Regions from separate parts of the Homo sapiens genome. Here region 2 is linked to region 1. A link is a contact called in ENCODE Hi-C or POLR2A ChIA-PET data. All regions are on one chromosome and are shown on one strand. The core of a region is the stretch at or near the end of the contact, and the rest is flanking DNA. Distances in the headings are between cores, read along the strand shown.

Evidence for each region. A loop is a pair of places that touch in the nucleus more often than their neighbours do. ChIA-PET counts read pairs that join two places held with the same protein, here RNA polymerase II (POLR2A). Pooled maps may share reads with other maps.
Region 2: a pooled map shows a loop between it and region 1 (8-fold over the local background). The contact joins the enhancer-like site here to the promoter of RIF1 in region 1. A Hi-C loop is called at or near these places in 6 of 50 pooled maps. POLR2A ChIA-PET finds 5 or more read pairs at or near these places in 2 of 52 experiments (H1 and HEK293).

Annotation. Positions count from the first base shown.
Region 1 is chr2:151,408,431-151,411,366 of GRCh38, reverse strand. It overlaps RIF1 (replication timing regulatory factor 1), which reads right to left and starts at 1,465. Exons shown (of 36, transcript NM_018151.5): 1 at 1,334-1,465; 2 at 840-953; 3 at 29-107. The coding sequence starts at 943. RefSeq lists enhancers at 1,393-1,552, 1,157-1,855, 1,856-2,554 and a silencer at 2,258-2,552.
Region 2 is chr2:151,636,106-151,639,348 of GRCh38, reverse strand. It overlaps NEB (nebulin), which reads left to right. Exons shown (of 182, transcript NM_001164508.2): 63 at 1-69; 64 at 3,015-3,122. Among named protein-coding and RNA genes, the nearest start is that of NEB, 97 kb to the left of the region's middle. Within about 2 kb of position 1,993, at least 11 of the 41 ENCODE cell types and tissues checked have a DNase peak (open chromatin) inside an H3K27ac peak, as active enhancers do.

The DNA of each region.
Region 1 (2,936 bases), core at 216-2,715:
AAAAACTGTTTAACAAACAGATACATACCTTTAAAACTTTGTACAGCCGAGGAAGTTTTTTCTCAATTTCTGTAATTACTTCTTTTCCTTCTTCTCCAGTCATACGACTTAAAAAGCAGGAAGAACACAAGTTTAAGTAGTTGACAGGAAAAAAAAAAATACTCTCAAAAATACATGTACAATCTTTTTAAAAATTACTTTCTAACTCCTGCAAATGAATTGACCCAGTAGGTAAGGTCCTTAAGGGTATACAGAATATATAATGCAATATATATCAGAAATGAAAGTAGAAAAACCCTCAGAATAAGTTTTTACATCGAGTACATGCAAGTTGTGACAACCTGACTCCAAAAAGACAGAACAGGGATCCCTATTCCTAGTTACTAACGATTTGCTAAGCCTTTCCAAAGGGTTTTACAAAACTTTAGTACATTTCTATGAAAATTACTTTGAAGCATTTTGCAATTAATAAAAATCAGTGTATTGCTCTGTTAAAAAAACTCTGGGTAGCCACATTTTCCCAACACATCGGAGGTTTACACTGAAGACCCCTCCTCCAACAACTACTTCCAACCGAAACTTTTAAAAATCCCTCGCTTGCAAAACACACGTGCATGCTCCCTCGTTCCAAACACACACCTCAAGCGCAGCAGCAGCAGTACCCGGGAACGTCACCTAGAATACATCTCCCCCGCCCCCCAAGGCGTCCGCGACTCGGGCGTCCTCACATTTGCTAGACTTCTAGAACTCACATTCATTCTACGCGCCCCTCCCAACCACCTTCTTTCTCCCCACTATAGAGCGCCCCACTCTCCGCTACGCCCCGTGGCGGACCTCACCTGGTCAGAGTCAGGTAAGCGTCAGTCTGCCCTCCATGGGAGGCAGAAGGGTCTTCCAAAGTCTCCAACAGCGGCGCGAGGGGGCTCTGACCCCTGGCCGTCATGTCGGCCACCCTGAGGCCCGAACCGGAAGAGGAGAAAATCCAGTGACCGATGGAAACAGCCCCGCGGCGGCCCAGTGTGAGTCCGGCCCTCACACCCGCACGCCCGCCCGGGCCTCACAGCCACGCCGCGTCTGCACCCCAGGCCTCCGAATCACCAAACCCCAGCGCGAACCTCCTCCGGCGCCCGACACCAGACACCTGAGCCCACGCCACATTCGGGCCTGGGCCCGCTCCCGCCACCACTTTCCCGGGCAGCTTTCAACAGAGGGAGGAGATCGGCGGAGGGCGGGAGAAGCCCGGGGAACGAGGCATCTCGCCGCGAGGGGGCGGAGGGTGGGCAGACTGAGGGTTCCCCGCGGCCTACCACTGTCACCCCGATATTTATCCCACCTAGGAAGATCAGGACAGGGTTCTCTCCGCCTCTGCCCCTCAGCACCCAGACGCTGCCAGAGCTCGACTTTCCCAGCTCCGGCTGTTTACTCACGCGTGCGGCGCGCTCCCTCCTAGACCAAGATGGCGGCTGGGCGGGCCCAGGAGTGCGCGGGAGTAGGTTAGGCCTGGCGGGAGAAGTTCGAGCCAATCCAACAGTCAGCGGCACACCGGAGTTATCGATCGCCTCCCTTCCCATCCCTTCCCATCCCTTCCCTGCCCAGCTGCCGCGTCACGCCCCTCTGGTGAGCATCAGGTGGTGGTGTTTTGCCTAAGGCGAGAGACTTGAAATTCAAAATGTGAGTTAATTGCTCAGACTCACTAGACTGAACATAGTGGGCCCTCAGACTAAGTGTTCAAACTCCAAGTCCAGTGCTTGTTGAAGTTTTAGCAACAAATCAGTTAGCAAAAGGAGATAACGTACTGTTGGGTTTAAGACTAAGAGCTGGCCGGGCGCGGTGACTCACACCTTGTAATCCAAGCACTTTGGGAGGCCGAGTCTGAGGTCAGGAGTTCGAGACCAGCCTGGCCAACACATGGTGAAACCCCGTCTCTACTTAAAAAAAACAAAAATACAAAAATTAGTTGGGTGTGGTGGCGCACGCCTGTAGTCCCAGCCACTTGGGAAGCTGAGGCAGGAGAATCGCTTAAACCCGGGAAGCGGAGGTTGCAGTGGGCCGAGATCACGCCACTGCACTCCAGCCTGAGCGACAGAGTAAGAGTAAGACTCCGTCTCTCAAAAAAAAAAAAAAAGAAAGAAAGAAAAAGAAAAGAACTGTATCTCAAGCTGGTCTAGATTCCAGCTGGTCTAGGTTCCATGTGACTTTAGCAAGTTAATTAACCTATGCCTCAATTTCCTCCTCTATAAAATAGGGCTTTTAATAGGTGAAGTGAGAAAAGGTTGGAGAGGCCAATGGTTCTCAGGTCTTAAGCGTACATAACAATGGCCTGGGGATATTCGTTATTAAACTGCAGATTCCTGGGCCCCGCCCATATGCATTGTAATTCAGTAGATTTAGGTAGCTCCCGAGGATGTGCATTCTTCTGTTAGGCCCCTGGGGGGTTGAAGGGTGGGATTTGGCCAGGGCTTCTTCCCTAGAGAAACGTCAGTAAACACAATGACAGTCATTTCTCCTTACTGTGAATATGCTGCTCCTCCCCCGCCTTTTTTTTTTTTTAAGACGGAGCCTCGTTCTTTCGCCCAGGCTGGAGTGCAGTGGTGCGATCTCGGCTCACTGCAACCTCTGCCTCCCGGGTTCAAGCGAGTCTCTGACTCAGCCTCCCGAGCAGCTGGGATTACAGGCGCCCGCCACCACACCTGGCTAATTTTTGTACTTTTAGTAGAGACGGGGTTTCACCATCTTGGCCGTGCTGGTCTCGAACCCCTGACCTCGTGATCCACCCGCCTCGGACACCCAAAGTGCTGGGATTACAGGCGTGAGCCACCGCGCCCGGTCTGCTTCTCCCCTTTTCATATGCCTTCGTGCACTCTCCACAACAGACAGGATTGCATTAACTCTAAATCAGACACATGAAGCCCAGCAGCAATGGAACTCTCCATCAT
Region 2 (3,243 bases), core at 744-3,243, 230 kb before region 1:
CAGATCCACATAATGCCAGACACACCAGAAATTATGTTGGCAAGAATGAACAAAATCAACTACAGTGAGGTGAGAGCAGATTCTTTGACATTTGCACACTGCTGCTTATTTCAGTTGATCTACTCTATGATGACATGATACCAAATGACAGCTTTAGAAAGAATCTTTTTCATGTTTCATGTGAATAACAACTCTTGCATTTCTCAATCACCATCATAAATGTCAAACTTTATGCAATATGAATTATCATTTAGGAAATACAAATGACATGAACTAATTATTTAAGCTGTAACCATGAGATTATGTAGACCATTTTCTTTTATTATTTTTTTGAAGTTAGGATATTAGCAATTGACCTATACATGTATCTCCCCTTTATGCTAAAGCATAACTGTAGTAAATATATTTTCCATATATTGTTCCTAAGTGTGGTTTAGGATCCAAATTTAAGATTTTTAGTATATAAGATTAAAGGCAAGAACTAAAATCCACAGTACTACCAGGTAACCCACACACACACACACACACACACACACACACAGAGAGAGAGAAATATCTGTCAGTGTAAATATTAGCAAGCCCATTTCCTTTCACTTTCAGTGTGCACAGGGCCACGTGCCATCATTCCAGAATCATAGAGGCTTAGGCAGAGAGTCAAGCCTCCACCCTAGTGCAAAGGTACCCCTCCCCACAAATAGGTTTTTGACCTGCCTTTGCTTAAGGGTTCCCAGTGACAAGGAGCTGATCTCATAAATCAGTCCATTCGTTCTGGAAAATTTATGAGAAAGCTTCTGATGTATTGAGTCACAACATTTCTCTCTGTAAACTCACATAGTCCTCTGAAGCTGCACAGAACAAATCTGTGCCAACCCCCAGAGATGGAGAGCAGCACCAGGGTGCCTCCCCTGCCACCTTCACCCCAGGTTCACCTTCAAATCCAATATCCCAAGCTGCGGGGCATTCCTCACATGACATCACTAGTAAAATGTGACTCTCAGAACTGAGCAAAATACTATGAGTGGGGAATGACTGATGTAGAATACACTTAACTATCGTATTTCCTCTTCTGGACATATGACCTCTATTCTGCATCCTGTGCTCCCAGGATACATTGGCAGCTGTCACTGCTGGTGCACACAGAACTTGAGACCAACTTAAACTCTAAGACATCTTATGTGGACTAAAGTTAGGTTTCTTCCATCCTGCATTTATGCGTTTGGTAATTTATCTCTGTTCAAAGATTGGCATTTATCTCTGTAATTTCTTCTTCTTAGACTGAGCCTGTGGGTATAAGCCTGTGGAGATTTTTGTGAATCTAAGATTCTGTCAGCTGATGTGTTAGTTATTTCACCTGGCTTTGTGCCACCAGCAAGGAAAATATTGTTTATTTGGCAGCATAAATCAACACACAGAGCATAATTTAGAGAATTTAGATGGAATTGCCACCATCTTAAGTAATTATTTTGGAAGTGAGACTGTAATTTTAGTGCTTGTATAGCTAGCTTTTAATTGTCACCAAAAACTAAAAACATCAAGTCTTACTCCCCTGTCAGAAAGGACTGAATTATTAGCCAAACCTATAATATAGGTCCTGTTACAGGAAACCATGCATTACATGTGCAAGAATTTCAGGAAACAAAGGGCTCCCCCTGTGTCTAGCTAGTCAGCATTTCTGGATTTCTCAACTCTGTCTTTGCTGAAAAAGCTCAGAGATGTGTTAGTGCGGCTACTCGGCTGCCAGTCCCAGGAGGCCCAGGTGCCCTTCCCCATTTTGCCCGCAACCCCCTATTCCACCCACCCAGACTGGGACGCTGCCATGGGCGCTCCCCTCTGATGTTAAAAAGAAGAGAACTTTTTGGCTGCTTTCCTATTTTCTGTAGAATTAAACACCAACTTCTTAGAATGAGGCGTTCACAGTCCAACTCTGGGCTATTCTCAGCCCTCTCCTGTGAACTCCTCCCTGGGGCCTCACCCACTTCCTTCAACACCCCTCCGCTTCCCCTCCACAGTGGTGCCTTGATTCACGTGATTTCCTCTGCACTTGATGCCACCTTAGTCTACTGAAACTCTGCTCAAAGTCTAACTCAAAGGTCACCCCATCTTCAAGAACTTCCCTGATTCTCAGTTCAGAATAAATGACTCCTTCCTGGAGCTCTTCATTATTAGTGTGGTTTGACTTTTCAGCAGTTGCTTCCACAGGTTATCAGTCTCTCCATCAGTTCTCCCAGGAACCTTTAGGTTGAGAGGGGTCTCAACCTCATCTTTGATTCCCAAGTACCCCGCACAGTCAGAGACACAGGGTCAGGGCAGAATAAATGTGAGTTGAATTGATTGCCATGATCAACAGTTAAGCCTTTCCCTCCCACCCACATTTTACCATGCTAGAACTATGAGTTTCAGCTTAATTTTTCCTGTAATTTTTAAACTGGATTTATTGTTTTAACTAAAATTTTTTAAAACAACCTGTAATATGTATATATACTTAATTCAACATAATTTTTAAAGTAAAAAATAAAGGTGCATTGGGCTTTATGGGTATCTTTTTTTTTTGTTTTGTTTTGTTTTTTGAGATGGAGTTTCACTCTTGTTGCCCAGGCTGGAGTGCATTGGCACAATCTCAGCTCACTGCAACTTCCGCCTCCCAGGTTCAAGTAATTCTCCTGCCTCAGTCTCCCAAGTAACTGGGATTGCAGGCATGCACCACCACACCCAGCTAATTTTTTTTATATTTAGTAGAGATGGGGTTTCACCATGTTGGCCATGCTGGTCTCGAACTCCTGACCTCAGGTGATCCACCCGCCTCTGCCTCCCAAAGTGCTGGGATTACAGGTGTGAGCCACCACACCTAGCCTCATTTTTGAGTCTTCACTTCAACAAACATGCAGAAGGCTTAGAACTCTCAAAAGAAAGATTATTATAGGCACTGTCTGTGGAGAACTTAGTGAATTGTCTTAGTCCTCTGTCAGTTTTTAGATATAAATGTCAGCATCTGATTTTTTTTCCCCCAAATTTAGAGTCTGTACAAACTTGCTAATGAAGAAGCAAAGAAGAAAGGCTATGACTTGCGAAGCGACGCCATCCCCATCGTGGCGGCCAAGGCCTCCAGGGACATCATCAGTGACGTGAGTTGTCAATTCCATTCTGAGTATGTGATCAATCTAATGTGGCATTTTCACTGAACTAAATCTTAGAAAAGAACTTTTCCTGGACCTTTGAAAATATATCCTGATATATTTGTGTAGG